2 separate regions of the Homo sapiens genome follow, and region 2 is linked to region 1. Evidence: chromatin loops called from intact Hi-C (ENCODE). Cell type or tissue: CD4-positive, alpha-beta T cell. All regions are shown on one strand. Links, peaks and the distances in the headings refer to the core of each region. The heading gives the core; the rest is flanking DNA. Region 1 overlaps NRXN2 (neurexin 2). Region 2 overlaps SF1 (splicing factor 1).

Region 1 (11,556 bases), core at 1,691-9,690:
GAATCCAGGCATCCTGGCCCCCAGCTTCGTCTCAGAAATACTTGTAACTCTTTAACCTTGCTACTTCCATCCTGGCCCCAGCTTTCTATCCCTAGGGTTCACATCTCATTGCCACAGCAGTGGGGCTGGTTTCCAAGGGTGACAGTGGCACTGCAGGGCTGTTCCCCTTCCTACCCTCTTGGCCAGACACCACAGGGGAGTGAGTGGGGCTGGGGGGGCTCTGAGGTTTGGTGGAGCTGGCTGGCCATCTCAGGAAGCCCTGGGGTCTCAGCCCAGCTGTGGGGCCTGGTGCTGCCAGCCTCTCTAGGAGAGAGCTTTCCTTGGCTGGTGCCTGTTGGGGACAAGGGTACTGATCCAGTGGGCCAGATTCCTTCCCACTAAGGCTGGGGAGGGGTACTTTGGGTTAGGGCTGACAAGGCTGTCTCAAGGGGCCAGTGTAATCCTGGATGGAAATCCTAGCTGGTCTTCCTATCAGTCCATTTTCTATTTTCAAAATCCAGCTTTTGGGTCATTTGAGAGAGGTCCTGGTCAGAGAAAGGGGGTCTGTAATTTATGAATGATGTACTTGGACCTTTCAGAGAGCTGGGCTTCCTCCCATAGGGCTCGGCTGTCCTCTTTGGACCTTGCTGTCTGAGAGCTCTGACCCCAGTCTCTCAGTGTCTCTGTAGATTCTACCTTCTCCTACCTGCTTCCTCTCTAATTTTGTCCTCTTGAACCCCAGTTTCCTCTTAGAACCCAGGTGTGCAGGGTCCCTACTACCCCTACAGAGGTTATTGGGAAGGGTAGCTGGGAGGATTAGAACCCAACAGGTGTCCTTCCAAACCCCGCTTTAGTGGGGGATGCTTTTAGGCCCAGGTTCTTTATATCCCCCCATCTTTCCCCCTTTTCTACCAGCATCCTAGGGGTAACTGGGATTAGGGGTGTTGGGGGGTTGGAGGCCCCCTTGCCCGCTTAATCCCATGCTAACAGGACACTCTCTCTCTCTCCAGGTGGCTTTGATTTTTGTGTCGTGTTTTATTTTCTCCTCCATCTGAATCGTTTTTCTCGTTGACTGTTTTTTTTTCTCTCCGCCTCCCGGAAGAAAAAAAAAAAGAAAAAAAGAAAAAGGAAAAAGCAACCCTCCTAGCCTAATGCTTCTCCTCCTTTTCCTTTTTTTTTTTCCGGCAAGAAGAAAAAAAGAAACCAAAATCTCCTCTCCCCGCTGCAGTGCCCCCCGCCCCCTCCTTCCTCCAGTTCTGCCTGTACCCCTCTCACCCTCTCTGACGCCCCTAATCTCTCTTTCTCTCTTCCCCTGTTGTGCCCTCCACCCGCTGTTTCGGCATCGGGCCCCTCTCCTCAGCTCCTGGGCTGGGGCTCCCCCCGATGTCTGTCACAAGTTAAAAAAGGTTTTTAAATTGTGGCAGCAAAAGCTTTTTTCTCCCTTCTCTCTGGCTGATTTTGATGACTCGTGTTTTCTTTGTTTCTTTCCCCTTTTCTTTCTTTTTTCTTCTTCTTTTTTTCTTTCTTTCTTTCTCTCCTTCCCCTTTCCAAGGTCCGGCTCACCTGACGTTAAACAGCGAAGGTATGGTTTGAAGTTTTGGTTTGGTTTGGATTGGATTGCCCCCAACCTGCGCCTGGATTTTCTGTTCTTCTCCCTGTCCTTCCCCTGTCCCCTTCCCCTCCTCCACCTGTCCTGACACCTTCCTTCCTTTCCTACCCGCTTCCTTTGCCATTTCTTAATTTTATTTGGGGGGTGCTGGGGTGGGGGTGGGGGCTTGCCCTTGTCTGTGTGCTCCCCTCTCCCTCACCCACCCTGAAGCACTCCATCCACCCACATCTCACCTTGGTTTCTGACATCAAGAGATGTTTGAACTCCTGCCGTTGTCTCCAGTCACCCTTTTTTTGCGTTTTCCTGGTAGTGTATCTTGCTTTTTTTTCTTTCTCATGGTGGTGTTTGATTTCCTTCCACTCATTCTGATCATTCTTTCTTTTCTATGGACCTAAGTAACAAGAGAAAAGCATGGGCTGGAGAAAGAGGGTCTTAGGCAGTCTCATCACCCTCACCTTGCTACTGTGGGAGGCCCCCATCCATGACGAGAAGGGAAATGGGAGTAGAGGTGTAGGGTCTCTCCGTTTCCACAGTGTGCGCTCCCAACCCCCTGCCCACCCGCACGCCTTCACCCTTGTATCTTTTGAATGTCTCTTAACCCTGTTTGACAGATGACGACGTTGAGGACCAGAGAGATGAAATGACTTGTTAGTGATTCCACAACCCTTATTGGTGGTATGGTTGGGACTAGCCATTTAATTTTAGCACTCCTTTGACTAAGTGCCTACCATCTTTGAGAGCCCTGGTGTTAAGCAAACCTGGAGACAGAACTCAGGAGTCCTGTCTGAGCTCCTCCAGCTCTGGCCTCCTCTAGCCCTCTGCTGTCACTGATTCTCTCTGAGCTCAGGGTTTTGGCCTTTCAGACCCTTTGGCACTGTTGGACCTGCCCAATTCAGCCCTCTGTGGGGGGGTCATCTTACAGAGGAACAGAGTGGGGTCCTTAGCCGGTAGGCAGGACCAAGATTGGGCTGCAGGGAGAAACTCATATAGATATGAAATTTGGGATGGATTTAGGTCTGGGGAGGTAGAGGCCTTGGAGTCTTGCAGGGATGTGGAATTATGGCAAGAAGTGTGGGGAAAGAGGAAGTCCCAAATGGAGAGCTAGGAGTAGGAACCCTGGTTGGTTCACTCACATCCTTCTTGCCTCTCAGTGCCTGGTTCTATGGGTGCTGGCTGTGGCTCCCCTTTGTCATAAGTGAAGGCCCTCCCAAAGGATCTCAGAAAGCCCCCCTGGAAAGTTCCACAGCTCAAGTATTATTCTAGTTCAAGTTTGGGGATTTGCAACTGGGGTTGAAGTAAGAGCCCATTTAGAGACTTTTCCCCTTCATCACTGAGTTTTCTCATCCTGAAGCCATCCTGTGGATCTGGCAGTAGGGCTGGGTACCTGGAAGCCAGGTGCTGAGTATATAGGTTCACTGGAGCGGGGAGAGGTGGGGTGAAGATTCGAGCTGGCCTGGAACCCAGACATGGTAACATGTGCCCACCGGGGCATTTGGACTGAGGCCTAAGTGCTGCTGATGAGTGGGGTGGTAGGGAGTGAGAAATAACTCCTGAGAAAGGGCTTGCCCACATCCAGGCTGAGCTCCAGGGAGGATCTCCTTTGACTTGCACAGCCCTTTTGTAGGCACAATGGTGGGATGAAGAACAGACAGGAATTACAGGAAGCCCCTGGAAATCTCTGGGAAGCTCCAGGGTCTAACTGGCAAAGAAGTGGGCAAGGGTGAGCTTCCGAGCACTCACTGTGGTGAATGAAGCAGGTGTGGATGGCCTCAAGGTGTAGTGAGAGCCTCAAGGACAGGAAAGAACAGAAGAGGAGCTTGGGATATAAATCTGGAGAAGTTTCTGGAGGAGGGGGTGTCTGCGTCAGGCTTTTGAACGAGTTGGGAAGTGTGAACTTAACCCAGCATAAAGGGTGTGAGCAAAGGTGCAGAGTGGTGGGGAGAATGTGCCTCATGGAGGAGGCAAGGAGAATGAGCGAGCAGTTGAAAGGGGGAACTGGGGGCCTCCAGTGCTGAGGGCTGGCCTGTTTGCCTGCTGTGGGGAAGGAGGGATCCTGCACTCATGGTGAGGCCTCTGTTCCTCTGCCCAGTCTCCCCACCCCAGGCAAAGAGTGGAAGTCGGTGATCATGAATCTGATGGGGTCTGTGGGGCTGATCGCCCTCGGTTTGTCAAGCGGCTCCTTCCTTAGAGGTCTTGAAGGCAAGGGAGTCCCCAGAAAAGCCTCTCCTCCCCTGTCCGTGCAAGCAGCACCTCCACCCTGGAGAGGGCCCTTCATCCCCTCAAGGCTGGGGAGGGACTGGCTCGGTACCCCCTGTGCCTGACTCCCCAATTCTGCTTCTCCAGTAGGGTCCTTACTGTTCTCCGAGGGGGGGGCCGGGAGAGGAGGAGCCGGCGATGTGCACCAGCCAACAAAAGGTCAGTGACCCCCATGGTCCCCAGAGAGCCCAGCCCTCATCCTGCTGCAGGCTAACTGTGCTTCCTGGGGGGAAGCCAAGTCAACGCAGGCACATCCCCTTGTCCTCTCTGAGGCCTGTGGGAAGTGATGGGTCTGCTCCCCGAGTGCCATTCCAAAGGCCCCATTAGCTGCCCTGATGTGAAGGGCCACAAACCTCCATTTCTTTCGCAAAGCCCAGTTGTTCTGATGACTTCTTTCTAGAACACAGGTATCTTTTTATGTGGCAGTTGTTCAGGCTGATCCCTAGGAAGTATCTGTTTCTTTGTTAAGGCAACCAGGCAGCACGGCAACCCCAATTTAACCATCAAATTCTGGAAGCCTGCTAGGTGCCCAGTCCAGGGAAATTCTGATTGGGAGCTGTGGCCAGCACAGGGCCTTTAAGCCTGCTTGGGGGCTCTAGCTCCTTTTTCTGTACTGAGGCTGCCTTTCTTAAGACAATCTCTTTCCTAAGAAGTTTACAAGCCACTATAACAAGTCCTCAAGGAACTCCAGTGGGTGCCAAGCACTGGGGCTATGGAGTCCCATTTCCATTCTTTAGTCTGCTCTTCTGTTTGCCTGGATTTCCGCCATCCTTGTCCTCTCCCCAATGACTTGGTGTGTCTCTTTCGTCTGACTCTTGAAAAAGCAGCCAGGCCATGCACACTGGAAGTCTCCTTGAACACCCCAGGTGAACCTGGTCACTTCCACACTTTGTCCACACTTCCACTAGAAGGCTCATCACACTGTATCATAACTGTCACTTTACCTGTTTGCTTCCCCAACTAGACCAAGCTCCTTGAGGCCAGGGATTGGATATTTTTGTTCCTATGCCCCCGGTGCTTCACACAGCTCTTGGCACATAAGTAGCTGTGTGCTCAGCAAATTTATTTTATATGAGCCAATGGGCTCTGTTACTAAGGGGCTGATTGATGTTCTAACACCTACAATAAAGTGTGGTCCATGCAAAGTACATGAAAAGTGCAGACTCTTTTCAGAGGAGTTAATTTATTCATTGAGGCCAGGCACGGTGGCTCATGCCTGTAATCCCAGCACTATGAGAGGCCGAGGTGGGAGGATCACTTGAGGCCAGGAGTTCAAAACCAGCCTGGCAACATGGTGAGACTCCATTAAAAAAAAAAAAATCATTGAGAAAGAGAGGGAGACACAGAGAGAGGCAGGACACTAGCAGAAAGTTACCAACTGGCATGAGTCGTTTATTTGTGGGATGCTTTATGGTTGAGGAAGCTGGACCCCACCCTTTCTCTTTCTGAGGTGCCCACAGCAGCCTGTGCAGTTCCTGATGATCAGCTCCATTTTCCAGACGGGGAAGCTGGGACTTAGAGCCCAGCTTTGTGACCAGCGAAGGTCACAAAGCTGGTGGTGGAGCCAGCACTAGCGCCCAGGTCTTCTTTCTCACATCACATTTCCTCTCCAGGGAGCAGTACAAGATGTTATTAGGCAGTAAGTGCCAAGTGAGCAGAACAGACAGCTGTAGAGCTCGAGAGTAGGGAGGGCGGAGGGGGGCGCTGGAGACCTTCCCAGAGGAGGTCTGGGAGCTGGGCCTGGAAAGAAGGCAGCTGCTTTGTCCCTCATGCATGGTTCTCAGAAATGCAGGACCACAACAACTAGTCTCTAGCCACATTCACTGGGGACACTTGTAGGGCTACAGACTCCCCAACTGTGGGAGATAAACGAGCATCAGCTATTATCTTCCTTTCTCGGTCCGGAGCAATTAGGGGCGGTAATTGTGCAAGCGCTGCTGGGAGTTGTAGTTCCCAGTCGCGCCAGACCGGCGAGATAGGGGAGAGCGCCCCCTGGTGCTTCAGGGCTTGTTCAGCCCAGATCTTGTTTGTGCTCTGCTGAGCCCCTCCGCCGCCCCTACAGGCTCACCCCAGTAGAATCCCTCCACCAGTCCCTTGAAGTCATGCTCCGACCTCCCCTACTCAGGTTCTCTCTCTCTCTCCTCACCATCTTCGGGTTTTCTTTCCACACTTGCTCATCTCTTTTTCTGTCCCTCTTCTCGAAGGCTTTCAGGTTCTCTTTGGCTGCTCCTCAGGCCTCTTGGCGTCTCTGGGCTGACCCAGGTCTCCGGTGGTAAAGGGACTGGAGCCCGTGGAGGCGCAGGCTCCAGAGTAGCTAGCTTTGCCACCCACCCCAGGAGACTGGAGGCAGGGCTGAGGAGTCGAGAAATGGCCTCGTTTCTCCACTTGGCCTTGGCAGCCACTGTCCAGCCCCAGACCCGCCTCTTTCCTTTTTGCTGGCCTCTTGTTCTGTCCCAATCACTTACTCACATGGTTGCCTTATTCTTTTCTTTCTTTCTGTTTGACTCTCTTTAATGATACTTTCTTTGACTGCAGTGAAGGTGAGGGAGTGGGAGGAATGGCTTCTGGGTGGGACTAGTACATGTGGCAAAACCAAGGTCAAACATTCCTTTTTCTGGTCCTTGAGCCCCCTGGTTCTCCTAGTGCCTGGGCAGCAGGCTTCGTTGCTATGGAAACAGCAAGGCCCCAGAAAGCCTTGGCTTCTGTTCCCTAGAGGTCCCTGTCCACTTTCGTTGCTGGCTCTCTTCCCATCTCCTGTACCTGTTCCCGCAGGGCTTGCTCCTTTTCTTTATCCAGATAGCCGCGCTCATCCCTTCTTGCTCCCTCACAGCCCTGAGCCGTCTTCATTTCTTGTCTGTCTCTGCGATGGTTCTCCTTTTCCTGGCTCTGCCCCACCTCCCTCCTTCCCTCCTCCTTGCCACTCTTCCCCGCCTTACCCTCTTGTCTCTGCTGGGGTCCTCACTTTTGCTTTCTGGCCCTCCCCGCTGGTACCATAAGTAGACAGAGGAAGGGATTCAGACTGTCCCGATGTTGCCCAGGCCCCCACCAGCCTTGCTGCCCTGTGGCCTCAGGAAACCGGGCCTTGCCAGCTGCAGTGAGTGCTGTGCCAGGCTCTGGGGCAGCAGCTGGTGCCTTGGCATCCGGAGGCAGTGAGGACAGAGGCTGTGGGCAGCCTGCCTAGAGAGAGAGAAGCAGGCTGTGTGTGGAGGGGAGGGGATCTGCAGAATCTGCACTCCGAAACTCCCCCCCCGCCACCACCCCACTGCCTCAACACATAGCACTGCTGCTGAGCCCTGCCTCCACCAGGGGAAGGCAAGTGCTTCCTGGTGGCCCTGGATGCACCCTGGCATTGTGCCTGTTCTTGCTTGGGCATTGGGAGCATCTATTGAGAATTCCTGCATTTGGTTAGCTCGGCCTCTTCATAAAGACCCTCACGGCCAGTGTTGTTTGCCCTGCACCTGTCCAGTGAGGTAGGCAGGGCCAGCTGTGTGCCACTGCTTAATGGCCAGAAGTGAGCCACTGGTAGAGCCCAGGTCCTCTGGTTTGTCCTGACTTCATATCCGGTTCTCTTCTCTCTGCTTGCACTCTGGCTTGTGCTGGTGTTGGACAGAAACCTCAACTTCTTGGTACTACTGAGTCATTGTCTTCTCACTTGTTACCAACTTACAGAATGCTGACAATCCCTCAGCCTCTCCCAGTAGTTTTTGCTTCTGCTTAAAAAGTGCCAGTGGAAGGGCCCTGTGCCGGGTGCCTATGGACATACATGCACACACACAGACATGCACACACACAAGGCCCAGGCCTGCTCTTGCCCTGTTACTCTCTGGGCACACACAGGTCACATCCAGGCACTCTTTGCCCTCCATCTTGGGCCTGTCTGCGCCGTCCTTGGCTTGGAGTAGGGAGCTGGGGGTGGAGATGATAGCTGGGGCTGTGGCCACCCATGTGAGCTCTGCCTGGTGGCCTGTTGCTATCCGGTGCATATCCCTGTCACCTGCATCGCCTTCGTGTGTGTCTTCCTGGCCCTCCCCACATTCCCCCACCTCCCATTCTCCTCATCTGCTCCTTGCTGCACAACAGGCCTATTGGTCCCATCCCATATGGTGAGGCTGAAACTGTCTCCAGGCACTGAGATTGGCCATCGCTGGAGGAGGGGCAGGAAGGGAGGTGGGCTGTGCGTAGGAGACCCTTGAGGACCCTGCCATACGGGAGGAGCACCCAGGGAGAAGTAAGGCAGAGCCTCTTATTTCCCTTCTATGTCCCTTTGTTAAGGGGAGTGGCCGATGGGAAGGTTGGTGGGGAGGAGACAGTGAGCACCCTCCGCTCTGCTGGGTCCTGTGGCAGAGTAATTGTCAGCTGTCAGTGTGGGAGCCACTTAGCAGCCTCCTGGTTTGGAAATGGACACAGGGGACATTGACTTTTGACAGCAGAGACGGCAGGGTCCTGAGAGGATGGTTGACAGGCCGAGGGAGGGAAAGGGGCCTAAAGCTACAGGTTGGGACCTCTGGGCTCCTGGTGCCCAGGACCAGTGCCTGCGTTGCTGGAGGGGAGAGGGAAGCACTGGTGTACCCTGCCCCATTCAGCCTTCTCCCGTTTCCCCACACCACGGCATCCAGGCAAGGAGGAGTTTGTGGCGACCTTCAAAGGCAATGAGTTCTTCTGCTACGACCTGTCACACAACCCCATCCAGAGCAGCACTGATGAGATCACACTGGCCTTCCGCACCCTGCAACGCAACGGCCTGATGCTGCATACAGGCAAGTCGGCCGACTACGTCAACCTGTCCCTCAAGTCTGGGGCTGTCTGGCTGGTCATCAACCTAGGCTCAGGTGCCTTCGAGGCCCTTGTGGAACCCGTCAATGGCAAGTTCAACGACAACGCCTGGCACGACGTCCGGGTCACCCGAAACCTGCGCCAGGTAGGAGGAGTGAGAAGAAGGCCAGGGATTAGCTATACCTGGGGTAGAATGGGGGTTGGGAGAGGGGGCTGCCGGGAGCTTGTGGTGGAGGGATCAGGGCTGGGCAGTGAGGTGTGGTTCTGGAGAAGAACAGGAGTTGGGGCTGTGAGGGTCCCGACATAAGGCTGCAGTGGCTGGCAGGCTTCAGAGACCAGGGAGCTGAGCTGAGGAGGCTCCAGAACTGTCCCTGGGCAGGAACCTGAGGGCAGGGGAAGGACTGGGCTCAGATTGTTGGGAGCAGCTGGGCTCTCGAGGGATGGGGCTAAGAAATCAGGTGATTTAGCAGGAGGGCAATTCAGGAGATGGGAGGAGTGAGCCAGTGCCTGAATGGGTGCTCCTGGGTGCCAGGGGGTGGGGAGGGGTTCCTGTGGAGTGGGCAGGCTTTGGCCTGGTGGAGCAGATGAGGGTGTCCCAACACTAGGGCAGCAAGGCACGAAGGCAAGCCTGAGTTAATGTGTGCGGGCAGGATGTGTTCTGCCCCCAGCCGAGGCTTTTTTAGGGCAGAGGCAGAGATGGAGCCAGTGAGGTGGTGGCATAGTAGGTAGGTGACAGAGAGCAGGAGCAGAGAGGGGGCTTGGCCCTTCATCTCCTCTGGGCAGGACATGCCCTTCTTTTCCTTCTCTTTCTTTCAAAGGAGCCAGGCCCTCCCAGCATCCATGGCTTGCTTTCTGCCTCCCCTTGGCTCCTGGGCAAGCCCACGCAGGTGCTCAGAGTCCTTCCTGCATTGGCTCCTGCAGACAGGAGCTCCTGTTCCCAGATGCTCCCACTGGACAGGTCCTCTTAGAAGTGGTCCTCTTCACCTTTCCCAAGGCCCAGGATGGCTAGTGCAGGTGAAGCTGTCTCTGACCAGTCTCTTCCTAGTTATCTTCTCTGAACTTCCTGGTTCTAGCGGTGTGGTGGCTAACTTTCCTTGTCTCTCCTCCTGTCATCCTCCTTCTCCTCCCCTTCCTCCCACTGAAAGCCTCGTCAGCAGGCTCAGGATCTTGGCTGGCCTCCCACTCTTCCTACCTGTTCTCATTTCACACCATCGATGATGATCTAGTGGGGATACCTCTCATTAATGCCACTCCTCCTTGCCAGGAGAACGCAGTGACTAATCCTGCTGCTTTTCCTCAGGCCTGCCACTACCTGTTGCAGCCGGGCTCCTACTAATGTGCCTATTCTTAGGGACCCCTGCGTTTCACAGAGTGACGTGCTTGGTGGAGTCACTCCTTAATGCGGGGCTCCTCTTCTTGTCAAATCATCCCTTTACCCAATCAGAGGGCTGTCCCGCGTTGTCATTACCGAGCACATCTGAGTGTGTCATGTGCATTTGTGACAGTTTCAGATGCCACACACATTTTATTGGGGGGTATAGAGGAGTTGCCTCTAGTGCTTCCTGCTCACTTTGCTCTCTCTAGGACCAGCGCTGTCACCTGGTACCGACTTCGGCAAGATGCTCCAAGTTCAGAGTTCCTATCCATGCATCATATGACCAAAAAATACATGGCACATCCATACTGGGAACAGAGGGGGAAAAAAAGACATGGTCCCTGCCCTTCCAGGACTTCAGCTCTTGAGGAGACAGGATGAGTCTGTTAAAAGTGAATAGAGCAAAGCCATGCCAGTGCCAAGTGAGCAGCAGAAACCTTAAACACCCTAGGACTCAAGTGATACCCAAGACGAGGGAGAGGTCTGTGGCTAGGGGAGGTGGGAAAGCCACACAGAGGAGGAGACACTCGGCCTCAGCAGTGCTGAGTGTAGACAGTGACCCTCGGCTGCTTCTTCCTGGGGTTCCCGGAGTCGAGAGTCCAAGCTGGTAACTGATGGAAACTTCTTCCCCTGGATTGTTCTACCAGAAGTCTCAGAGCAGAGAGGCAGGTCATATTGACCCTAAAGCAGGTCCTGAGGTCCACAGAGGGTGTCTGCTTAAAGACTTTGGTTGAGTGCTCTCTTTAAAAAGGGATTCTGGGGGAATTTCTTTTCTTTTCTTTTTTTTTTTTTTTTTGAGATGGAGTCTCACTCTGTTGCCCAAGCTGGAGTGCAGCGGCGTGATCTCGGCTCACTCCAACCTCTGTCTCCCAGGTTATAGTGATTCTCCTACCTCAGCCTCCCGCGTAGCTGGGATTACAGGTGCCCGCTACCACACCCAGCTAATTTCTGTATTTTTAGTAGAGATGGGGTTTCACCATATTGGCCAGGCTGGTCTTGAACTCCTGACCTCAAATGATCCTCCTGCCTTGGCCTCCCAAAATGCTGGGATTACAGGTGTTAGCCACCACACCTGGCCTCAATCAAGTTTCTGTAGTGTCTGGGTGACATCCTGGGATTGGAACAACACTTACATGATAAAAAGGGTGATGATGGGTGGAGTGGTTTGAATCAATATTCTGTCTTCCCCAGGTTTTGTGGGCCAGGAGCAAGGACAGGGAGAAATGACATCTGTCTTCAGCTTTACAGGATAGAGTGCCAGGATCTGAGAACACTGTGGCTTCCAGGTTATTTTTCTCATTTGATTAGAATGGCCAGGGAGATGGCCTTCTGGGGAGGACCTCTCTGAGAACCAGCACTGAGGGGTCTCCATTCCCTTTGCTTCTGCAGCCATGGGAGTGGGTCAAAGGCCAGCTCCAAAGACTGGAAGGAGGCAGAATTTCCCTTTTTCCCTTGGACTTGGTAATTATCCCTGGAATCATCTAGAGGCTCTCAGAACATAGCAGTTAGGACCAGGGGCACCTGATGAGACAGTGTCTCCTTCTCTCCTCTCTCTCCTTTCAAA
Region 2 (11,556 bases), core at 3,557-11,556, 79 kb before region 1:
ACTAATACTTGTTCTTTCCCCTACTGTTCCTGTCTACTCCCACCCATTCCATTGTGTCTCATATTAGACTAGTCTGGGTCTTTACATCCTTGTGAAATGCCCCTAGTGGAGTGATATCCCAAGAACACAAGCATACTTAGAAGATGGGAAGAGCACAAATTCTTTATATCTCCATTTCTGTTTTTGTGGAGGGCTAGTTAGTTCACTGGGCCCTAAGGACTATTTATAGCTATAATCAAAATAGAATCAAAGGAGAGGTGTAGTTCTCCACAGAAGAGAATGACCCTTTTTATTTAGATCAGGCCCCACATCTCCATAGTCAGCTAGGAAGACTCACCTTCTCCCCTCAGTGAAGGTGACTTTCACCTCGAGTTGTTGAGCTTAATACTCAACTGCAAAGTCAGAACTTTTTAGGCATAAAGGAGCTTGGGGAACCATGTGTCTTACTACTTTTCTGTCTCCCACGGTACATACTGCTTTGTCCAGGATGCCCTCAATATCTTTTTTTTTTTTTTTTTGAGAGACTGAGTCTTGCTGTGTCGCCAGGCTGGAGTGTAGTGGTGCGATCTCGGCTCACTGCAACCTGCGTCTCCCGGGTTCAAGTGATTCTCCCACCTCAGCCTCCCAAGTAGCTGGGACTACAGGCGCACGCCACCATGCCCAGCTAATTTTTTTTGTAGTTTTAGTAGAGACGGGGTTTCACCATGTTGGCCAGGATGGTCTCGATCTCTTGTCCTCATGATCTGCCTGCCTTGGCCTCCCAAAGTACTGGGATTACAGGTGTGAGCCACTGTGCCCGGCCAGTATTTTCTTTCGATAATAATGGGTTTTCATTTCTTCAGGGTTTTAGTGTGTGGGTGTGGTATAGCCCTGTGGATGTATTTAAAGTTAGAAGGAATCTTTGGTTAGACACGCATTAATCCTATCTTGGAGCCAGCTCAGTTTTAACCCAACCTAGTAACATTTGCCCTTATTGGAGATGCCTGCTGAAAATTCTCAGATGCTGCGAAGGTAAGGAACAGGTGGTTATTCCGCATGTTGAAGAAAGCTGCTCTGGCTCTGCAGTTCCCATTATCTTGGAAAATCAGCTGTGTAACATTTCCCTGGCGTCACTGGCAACTTTTGTGAAACCCTCATCTCTCTTTTTCATGCACAGCCTCATTGGTCAAGGCCCGAGGGCCAAGTACATTGTCCTTGAACACACATTCCATTCTTCTACACGCCTGCTCCCCATATGAACAGTGAGCCTGAAAACAAATTCTTAGCACTTTATGGTTACTGGTTTATTAAGATATGTGGTTTGTCATTTAATATTTGAATAAATATTTCATATAATTGAATAAGAGCTGCAGGTATTGGGAGACCCTTACTAGTACAGGTCTGGTTGTACAGAAAGAGTATGTACAAATTTCTATAAGGTGTTGAATTTTGTTATTAAATGTCTTATTTAAGGAATTTTAAATGTATTAATGAAAATGATCTTTGCTCAATTGGTATTTTTCCTTGTCCCATGTTAATTGGGTCTCATTTTGGGCTATGTTTAACATTTAATGAAGAAAAAACTCAATTCTTGCCCTCAAGTAATTTGATGGGAGTCGGGTATTGGTGACGTAACATGGTTTATGGTTCTGGGTACCAATGGTAAGCAAGCCTTGGTGGGGAGGAAGAGGTGAAACACCTCCTAATAATTGCTTGGATGTTAGCCTTAGTGAACAGTCTTTATTGCTAACCCCTCTTCCAACAAACTGTTTGCTTCCTTAAGTGATAACCATTTTGAAGTGAAAAAAACCTATAGATGTAAAAGGACTCCTGCCGATAGGTGGTTGGGGGTTTTTGCTTCAATGTGTTCACTGATCAGTCGTCCCTTTCAAAGTCTCCGAGTTCTTCATGCTTGTTGTTGAGATTTGAGATGTTTATTGGTAACATTGTCTTTTTTCCATCCTTTTTTTTCTTTCCTAACCTGGTTTCTTCCAGTGCAACTGCAGATAGAAGACCTGACTCGTAAACTGCGCACAGGAGACCTGGGCATCCCCCCTAACCCTGAGGACAGGTTGGGAAACAGTTTTAACCAGCTGACAGTAACGCTTTTACCTTTTTCTCAATACGTTTTACTGGTGGCAACATATTGTGTCAGTTCAATAAAATCATAGTATGACGACTGTACCCTGACCACTTTGGGGATTAAGGTTTAATTAGAAATATGTATGGTCAGTCAACAGTTAGAAAATTGGAATAAAACTTAAAAATGTTGGGAGAATAAAAAGTTACAGGAAAATGGACAACTGGTTTCCAATTGGTAAGCATGTAGATCTTAACCTGATTTACCCACCCTTAGGGGACAGTGAGGTGGCCCGTTAACCTGCCTTTTCAGTACCTGCTTTGGCCAAAAGCCCAGGGCATAGAGTTTTTCTCACAGGTACACAGTGCAGGGACTAAAAATATTTTTGAGCATCACTGAACTTGAGCAAGCCAGGAGCTCTGGTCAGCTCATTGCTGCAGTCTTCCTGCTCATGGTTTTGAGATGGTTTCAAAATCAGATGAGATTTCTAACCAACTTCTTTCACTGCCAGTTAACTTTCAGCCTTGGCCATTGCCTTGGGGGTGTTGGGAGGGGCCAGAATATTCTCACCTATTTTGGGAAGGCATGCAACCAACCCTAAATTACTTTTTTTTTTTCCTTAAAGGGAGCGTGGGCCTCAAACAGCTGTGGTCATGTCATTTCAGTTTGCAGTTTCTCTCACCTCAGAAAAATAAATTGTGTGGGGGAGATGAACTTTTTTAAACTGGAATTTTATTAGCTGATTGAACAGCTAAAATTGGTCATTTAATTAGAAGGGCAGTAAGTCTCTCCCTCTCACTGAATTTTCTCTTAGTACATACAGAATAGTTGAAAAGACTTTGCTTTAAAAAGTAGTGTTTTTGGTTTTTGTTACCCAGTTAATAGCTTATTAAATCAGGAAGATGATGTAATGGCTTTAGAAGTCACTCACTCATGCATCTTTCTTCCGCCCTTTGCCAGGAAACATTAACTTCCTTGTTTCTCCATATTGACTCTTTAATTTGACTTACTACATTTGCTATATTTTACCTATAGATAGATTTTGGTTGTAGGGTTGTGTTGTGTTTCGTTTCTTTTTGAAGATTTTTTTTTTTTTTAAATTTACATTGTAGGTCATAGACCACAACTGTTTAGTGCCTTTTTGGCCTTTTTCCCTTTAATAATATGTCTACAGGTCACCAGTCAATTCCTCCAAAGGTTGAATTTTTAACAAACCTTCTTTGCTTCCTGGATAACTGGGATTAGAATTTAGTTGATCTAGCCGATGCCTGTTGGAGGTGAAGAAGTCGGGCCAGTCTAACCTCTAGAATACTAGCTTTTGCCTTTCACTTCTGCAATTTGGGAGGAGGTTAAACTGTTGTGAGGCCTTCACATGGCCAATTGGGTGCTGGTAAGACTTGTTTTTGTAACTAGCTAAGAATGCTTAATTCTAGACAGCTGTGGGGTGGGAATTAGAAATGTCAAGCATGTTAGAAATAAAACCAGAGCAGGGTTTTTCCTCCCTTCTATTCAGTTTTGAAAGAGGCCCTAATGCCTGATTGGTTTTGCTTTTGAGCCCAGGTTGGAGGGAAATGCATGGGTTTTCTTAATTAAGATAATTTCTTAAAAAGGTGTTATATCACTTAAGCCACTTTATTGTTATTTTGATGCTGCTTAACTTGCACAGTAAAAACATGTTTAAAACTTTTCTTGTAGACTTAAATGTATAAGATGGTAGTCTAATGAGCTGGGGTATGTTTGCTTTTGTTCACTCTTAATGGATTGTGCTAACAGTTTATACAAATGCTAGAAACGGAGGTGTCATTTAGCCGTCATTAGCCATGAACAAACCTGACCTTTTATTCCATCGTGTGTGTAACGTGGTGTGACATGGTTCCCTTTAGGCTGAAGACAGTGGGAGCAGCCGAGTTCAGTCCTTGCTCTCCAACTAGGCAAGGTTCTCTCAACTAAACCAAGGGTATAGGAGTCTTGATTACTTTCAGTATGTTTTTTTAATAACCTGATCCACATGGTCTCTTCCCTTCTTGCAGCTGCTACTAAATTTTCATTCAGAATATCAAGCTATGGTCCTTTTTGTAATCTTAACTCAAAATTCTAGGAGTGTAACCTCTCTTTTTTATTACCGCAAAATCCAGCTGTGGTAAACTGACCATTTTATCATTACATTTTTTTACTTGTAGCAACAGCATTTTACTCCTTAAAAAAATGAGAGAGAGAAAATCTGCTTTCTGGACTTGTAAACTCTGGTGGAGAATCATAGGTTTTCCCCTTGCTGTTTGCAGGTTCAGACCCTAGACAAGTATGACCAAATCTGCATTTGCAGCCTCTCGCAGAAGCTGCTTTAGCACTTTAACGTTTTTCTCTACCCAGACTCCCCAACCTCGAACAGCCAGAAAACAGGTTGTCTCCTGGGCCTTGGACACAGCCAGCCAGGCCATTGAAGGAAAAGCAAAGACGAAGCGAACCATCTCTCTCCATTGTGGGGGCCAAGTAGCTGCAGTAGCCTTCAGTCCCAGTTGCATTGGGTTAAAGAGCTCATACATACTATGTGTTAGGGGTACAGAAGCTTTTCCTCATAGGGCATGAGCTCTCCAAGAGTTAACCTTTTGCCTAAACTTGGGGTTTCTGTGGTTCATAAAGTTGGGATATGTATTTTTTTTCAAATGGAAGAAAATCCGTATTTGGCAAGAAGACTCCAGGGGATGATACTGTCCTTGCCACTTACAGTCCAAAGATTTTCCCCAAAGAATAGACATTTTTTCCTCTCATCACTTCTAGATGCAAAATCTTTTATTTTTTTCCTTTCTCACACACACCCCAGACCCCTAACGTTAAGCCAGCTTCCATCTCCCCATTCCACACGATCTTGAGTAGCACACGTTATGGTCGGTTCCTCCGAAGAGTGTTGTATTAGGGTCTGAGAGGCAGAGGGGCTGGGAAAGACTTGTTATAGTCCGTGTGGGAATGAGAGAAGTCGGTGCAGAATAGTAAACGGGAGTCTGTTTCCCACAGGTCCCCTTCCCCTGAGCCCATCTACAATAGCGAGGGGAAGCGGCTTAACACCCGAGAGTTCCGCACCCGCAAAAAGCTGGAAGAGGAGCGGCACAACCTCATCACAGAGATGGTTGCACTCAATCCGGATTTCAAGCCACCTGCAGATTACAAGTAAGCGGAGGGGCTCGGTCATCTGGGATGAAGACACATGCAGATCATGGGTGACCTGCTGGGATGGGACAGTATTGGTACTACTCACCTCTTGCCTCAAGTCACCCATAATTAGCACTTGGTACCAATATTTGGTTTTAGAAAAGCCGCTGGCTGTGTCATTCTCCAGAAATGTGCGGTGACACAGGCTTTTCTTTCTTAGACCTCCAGCAACACGTGTGAGTGATAAAGTCATGATTCCACAAGATGAGTACCCAGAAATCAACTTTGTGGGGCTGCTCATCGGGCCCAGGTGAGTAACTGCTGGTCTATAGGATATAGAATTCCTTTAGAGCCTGTGAGATGTGTCCGTTTTGTGCCTAATTGGGGACTGTTGGCTTACTTTTCCCCTTTTTGGTAGGACATTTCATTTTGGCTGAATTAATGCCTTTCTGTGAGAAGGTGTCTTAACTTCCCCACTAGTGCGGAGAAGTCAAATCCTCAGGTTTACTGTGGCTGACCATAATATAGAGTTCATGGAGCTCTTGGTGGGAAAATCCAATTCTCTGCGCTTGTGGTTTCCCACCAATGCCAAATTGGTCCAGCCTCTCTTCCCTCTTGAGTGTGAATTTGTCAGGTATAAACTTAGTCATTTCTGCCTCTCTAGAGGGAACACCCTGAAGAACATAGAGAAGGAGTGCAATGCCAAGATTATGATCCGGGGGAAAGGGTCTGTGAAAGAAGGGAAGGTTGGGCGCAAAGATGGCCAGATGTTGCCAGGAGAAGATGAGCCACTTCATGCCCTGGTTACTGCCAATACAATGGAGAACGTCAAAAAGGCAGTGGAACAGGTGAGCGGTGAGCCCAGAAAGGAAGCCTCCTAGCAGAAACCTAGGTGGAGGCCCTAAGCACTTAACTGTCCATTGCATTTTCACTAGATAAGAAACATCCTGAAGCAGGGTATCGAGACTCCAGAGGACCAGAATGATCTACGGAAGATGCAGCTTCGGGAGTTGGCTCGCTTAAATGGGACCCTTCGGGAAGACGATAACAGGTATGTGATCAGTTTAAAGGAGAGTGTAGAGACCTGAAGAACCTATGGAAGTAGAGATTGTTCCCTTGCATTGACCTCTTTTTCCTTTAATAGGATCTTAAGACCCTGGCAGAGCTCAGAGACCCGCAGCATTACCAACACCACAGTGTGTACCAAGTGTGGAGGGGCTGGCCACATTGCTTCAGACTGTAAATTCCAAAGGTGAGGGGCTGGCTCTTGCGGTTTCCTGGTAGCCTGCGATGTGCAGGACAACTTTTCTGGCACATTCATTGGTTGCTGTTAATCTTACCAAGAGAAACATCCTTTCTGTTAGTGTGGTCTGTAATGGTGTGATTTAAAGCCCAGGATGATTAGAAATAGGCTGTACAGATACCCCTGTTTGTTTGTCTTGAGCCCAAGAAAACTGGAAGTTTCCATTTTGGGTATGTTTTTACTGGGGCTCAATAGGAAATTCACTGCTTTTGCTGTTCAGAATTGGTTCAAGAAGACTAAGCAATCTCTACAGATTTCTGACCAGTTGCAAGTCAGCACTCGATATCAACACTTTCTGACTGGCTGGCGAATATGTAAGGTTTTGTTTAGGAAGTTCGTTCTGGCAGTTGTGCCAGTCTTGCATAGATTTTCCTTTCCTCAAACTGGGAATGAAGTTTGATGAAATTGACTTGAGAGAACCTGTGCTTCATCGGTGCTCAGGGTCTCCTGTGCTCTTCGCCCAGGGGCCCCTCTACTCTGGTGATCCCAGATGCAGAACTGGGCACGAAACTGAAGATCTGATGAGACTGTTGAGAGCCATGCCCAGTAAGGGGTTAGAAAGATGTGTGATGATCTGGTGATTGAATTCTTCAGAACTTTCCATATGTTGGTTCCTCAGGATAAAAGCTTCCTTCTTAACAAGTTTTTCCCCTTTCTCTGTTTGTGTCCCCCACCCCACTTCAGGCCTGGTGATCCTCAGTCAGCTCAGGATAAAGCACGGATGGATAAAGAATATTTGTCCCTCATGGCTGAACTGGGTGAAGCACCTGTCCCAGCATCTGTGGGCTCCACCTCTGGGCCTGCCACCACACCCCTGGCCAGCGCACCTCGTCCTGCTGCTCCCGCCAACAACCCACCTCCACCGGTGAGCCTGGGGGCTGGCTCTCTTGGTCTGGCTTCCCCATTCTCTACTGCAGAGACTGGGAGCTATGGCCACGTGGTTTGGGTAGAGCAGACAATGGATGTGGATGGCAACATTGTTCTTCCGGGATCTCAGGCCAGTTTGGGGACTTCTCACTTCGGGAAGACCTTGTTCTTGTGTTCTGGTCCTGTGTCATAACCCGAAGAACAATGTTGCCACTAGGAGGCGCAGGCAGGGACGTTGGCAGGAAATGCTCTCACGTAGTCTCTCATGTCTACCACCCAGAGCCGCCCACCCTGGATGAATTCTGGCCCTTCAGAGAGTCGGCCCTACCACGGCATGCATGGAGGTGGTCCTGGTGGGCCCGGAGGTGGCCCCCACAGCTTCCCACACCCATTACCCAGCCTGACAGGTGGGCATGGTGGACATCCCATGCAGCACAACCCCAATGGACCCCCACCCCCTTGGATGCAGCCACCACCACCACCGATGAACCAGGGCCCCCACCCTCCTGGGCACCATGGCCCTCCTCCAATGGGTAAGTAAGTGTCAGACCAGAAACCTTGGGGGCTTTGGGATAAGCAAGGGGTTACGTCAGGTCGCTGTTGGCTAGAAGCAGCTCTCAAGTGGCTGGGCAATGTGCTGGGTCTGCCTGGCTTGCCAGGGTTGTGGCTCTGGAAGGAGCAAGACTCCATTCTGGTTCAGGGAGTGATTCTGTGTTGGGTAAGCACAGACCTGCCTTTTACAGGCATGGTTTTCAGAACTCGCGTAAGGATAGCAACTGAGGTTATCACAGGGGTGGCTTCCCTGGCCAGTTCCAATGTCCTGCTAAGTCCCTGCTCTTTCCTTCCATCAAGATCAGTACCTGGGAAGTACGCCTGTGGGCTCTGGGGTCTATCGCCTGCATCAAGGAAAAGGTAATGGCTGTCTGCTGGCTGTGGGTCTTCACCTAGGCTTGGGTGAGTGGGGGTTCTGGCCCAAGTCCCCGCCTTTCCCTGAGGCCTCATCTTTGCCTCCACCTGTCCACAGGTATGATGCCGCCACCACCTATGGGCATGATGCCGCCGCCGCCGCCGCCTCCCAGTGGGCAGCCCCCACCCCCTCCCTCTGGTCCTCTTCCCCCATGGCAACAACAGCAGCAGCAGCCTCCGCCACCCCCTCCGCCCAGCAGCAGTATGGCTTCCAGTACCCCCTTGCCATGGCAGCAAAGTGAGTAGAATATTTTGGGCTTGTGGGGGTGGGTGGGATGGGGGTGGGGCTGACAGGAACCATAGAGCCTCACACAAGCAGGCAGGTGTCTTGGGATGAGCCCCTGGGCTCTGCTGGGGTTGTAAACAGAAAGGGCCTCCTGGTCCAGGGGGTGGAGGGGCATCTTGAAGAGGAGAGCTGATGTTTGGTGTGGTTGTGTCTGGGGAGAGGTTCGTGGGGGCCTGGAGGGGAGCCTGCTATTGTAGGTAGGGGGCCAGAAGTCCAGACCCTCGCAGGCTGAGTGAGCGGCTGGCTGGACTGAGCCTGGTGCATATGGGTCGAGTGGGATGGTGCATGCTTGCTCTGGCAAGGGCTGCGATTGGGGTGAGAGACTGCAGAGGTGGGACTGGGCAGTGGGGAGACAGCAGCTGTGGCCTTGAGGTTGAATGTGCCGTTCGGTGGTGGCGGCGGCTGGGCGGAGGGACATCAGAGCTGTTCTTGTGTCTGGTACCTTCCCCTCAGCCCTTCCAGGGGCATTGGTGACAAAGGGCTTACTCTGTTAAGCCCAGAGACCTCGAGGCTGACCCCAGGGTAGTCCTGCCCACCCCTCCACTCCCCATCACCAGCCCCGCCCACCCGCCCCCCACCACCGTACCGCATGCCAAGCAAGGAGCAGGCGCCCCTCGCCCCCATCCCAAGGCAGCAGCCGCAGACAGCCGCGGTGTGCCCCCGCGCGTGTGACCTTGGGCTTCTTTACCACCCCAGATACGACGACTACCACCACGAGCGCTGGCACAGGGTCCATCCCGCCATGGCAACAGCAGCAGGCGGCTGCCGCAGCTTCTCCAGGAGCCCCTCAGATGCAAGGCAACCCCACTATGGTGCCCCTGCCCCCCGGGGTCCAGCCGCCTCTGCCGCCTGGGGCCCCTCCCCCTCCGCCGCCTCCACCGCCTGGTTCCGCCGGCATGATGTATGCCCCGCCCCCTCCTCCTCCGCCTCCCATGGACCCTTCTAACTTTGTCACCATGATGGGCATGGGGGTGGCGGGCATGCCGCCCTTCGGGATGCCTCCAGCTCCCCCACCGCCTCCACCACAGAACTAGACTTGTTTTTTAAGAAAATATATATTATATATAGAGAGAATTGGTCTCGTTTAAACACGCCGAACCTCACCATATGGAGCCAGACATTGGGACGCACGCATGTGATTGTGTGTGCACGCATGTGTGTGTGTGCACGCACTGGGCTGGGCCAAGCGACTGAGGATTCGCTTGGGAACGGGCAGGTGGTAGTAGGGGCGCCAGCTTGGGCTCTCCTGGCGCCCCGTAGCATCGAGTGTCTTCTTTGTCTTCTTTCTCTCCTCACCCAACTCCCTTTGCCTCTCCCCAAACCGGGCCGCCAGGATCCCTCCCCGCGGCGGCGATGGCCCGAGCCATGAGAGTGAGGACTTTCCGCGCCCATTGGTGACCCTTCCAGGCAGACAGCCTCAGCAACGCCCCTGGTGGACAGGATGGTTCGGCAAAGCAGCCTGAGTTATTTTTGTGGACGGAATCGGAACACGCTGGCTCCATATCGTGAAATTTTTATTAATTTTTTTCTTTTTCCTTTGTTACTTCTTTATCTTTTCCTTTCTTCAGACTCCGTCCAAGGAGATGCTCTCCCCGGTCTTCTGCTGCAATTTAGATTCCTTTCCCTTCTCTCCAGTTCTCCTTCCCTTACCAAGGAGAGGGGAGCAAATGGTTTTGGGCAAGGGCTTTGGCCATTCATGTCAAGCTGGTTGTGGGTTTTTCAAGGTGCCATAGCCACCCCCAAAGATGTTTGTTTAAAGCGTGGGGTTTTTTAATCTCTGCCACCCTTGTCAAGGGAGTCTTGTAAAGTTGCCGAGGGTAGGTTCATCTCCAGGTTTCGGGATTCCCATCCGTCCTGGCGATCCTGCCAGCAGTGGGTGGGCAGCCTGAGCTCCCTCGGGCTCGCCTGCCAGCCTGGAGTTCTTCCTGTGCTCCTTGATCACCTGAGCTGCCTCAGATTCCATTTGGTCCTCTCCTTCCTGGAAGGCTTCCTTTTATGTTTTGTTTTAATCCCAAATGTCTGAATGTTTTGCAGTGTGTAGGGGTTTGAGCCCCTTGTTCATTCTCCTTCCTTTTTCCTCCCGCTTCCCTCTCCATGAAGTGATTCTGTTGACAATAATGTATACTGCGCGTTCTCTTCACTGGTTTATCTGCAGAAATTTCTCTGGGCTTTTTTCGGTGTTAGATTCAACACTGCGCTAAAGCGGGGATGTTCCATTGAATAAAAGAGCAGTGTGGTTTTCTGGGTCTGCTTCTTTATTTTCTTTTTAATGCCTGCCCCGCCCGGTTTTTCTTTTCACATAAACTTCCTCTACCACCAGCAGCAGCAGCAGCACCAAAGGTGCCTTAACTTTCGTTCAGCACCAGGTCCGGGGGGGTGAGACTGTGGGTGGTTAATTAGGGAAGCCCACCACCTGCCTCCTGTGTGTGGCTTTGGTGGTGGGAGCTCAGTGTGTGGGTGGCTCCACAGTCTCCCCTTTGGTGACTAGTTAACATCGCTGAGAACCAATTTTGCCCCTCCTTGTTCACTGCTCATTTTTCTAGTCTCTGTCCTTTGAAGGCTTTTTCCTGGGGCTCAGACGTCCACGTTTGATGAGCTCCAGTGGTGATTTGTGCCTGGAAGCTGCCACCTAAGGCCCTGGGCCTGGGGAGGCATCAACACTAAAGGTCAAGCCAACTAATCCTGCCTGTCAGGCACAGAGCAGCTAAAATTAAAACCGCCAAGTGGCTTTTTTCCTTCTCTGCTGGTGACTTGCAGCCTGCCAGCGCTGTAGGCTTTGGCGGGGGTCGGGGGGACAGGATAAAGTGCCCCATCTTGTGCTTTGCAAGCACTTTTCAAAGGGTCTTCTGCTTTTTTTCCATGTCTTGGGCGGCGAGTGGGTAGTTACTGTTAGGGTTCCAGAAAAATCCATGTGGAGTCTCCACCAGG

What was found. Peaks named below come from ENCODE experiments on the same cell type or tissue, not always from the same donor. Only the 100,000 strongest peaks of a DNase experiment are listed, where the experiment ranks them.
Region 2: it touches region 1 in a loop (8-fold over the local background); 7 of 110 quality-filtered maps call a loop at or near these places.

The regions. Positions count from the first base shown.
Region 1 is chr11:64,682,852-64,694,407 of GRCh38, reverse strand. It overlaps NRXN2 (neurexin 2), which reads left to right. Exons shown (of 23, transcript NM_015080.4): 4 at 1,532-1,561; 5 at 3,932-4,003; 6 at 8,461-8,762. Among named protein-coding and RNA genes, the nearest start is that of NRXN2, 35 kb to the left of the region's middle. RefSeq lists enhancers at 5,459-5,508, 5,648-6,568. In CD4-positive, alpha-beta T cell, for the core only: CTCF peaks have their summits at 5,669 and 5,871 (motif pointing left); a DNase peak (open chromatin) is centred at 5,837; H3K4me3 peaks cover 412 bases; H3K27me3 peaks cover 351 bases.
Region 2 is chr11:64,763,924-64,775,479 of GRCh38, reverse strand. It overlaps SF1 (splicing factor 1), which reads left to right. Exons shown (of 13, transcript NM_004630.4): 3 at 1,975-2,050; 4 at 5,072-5,224; 5 at 5,427-5,516; 6 at 5,871-6,054; 7 at 6,142-6,257; 8 at 6,351-6,458; 9 at 7,194-7,374; 10 at 7,636-7,909; 11 at 8,229-8,288; 12 at 8,401-8,580; 13 at 9,325-10,874. The coding sequence ends at 9,662. Among named protein-coding and RNA genes, the nearest start is that of SF1, 8.8 kb to the left of the region's middle. RefSeq lists enhancers at 7,997-8,870, 8,871-9,743, 9,744-10,618, 11,543-11,556, 11,492-11,556 and 1 more. In CD4-positive, alpha-beta T cell, for the core only: CTCF peaks have their summits at 7,378, 7,580 (motif pointing right) and 10,098; DNase peaks (open chromatin) are centred at 7,589, 9,669, 9,909, 11,009 and 1 weaker place; H3K4me3 peaks cover 1,320 bases; H3K27ac peaks cover 3,814 bases.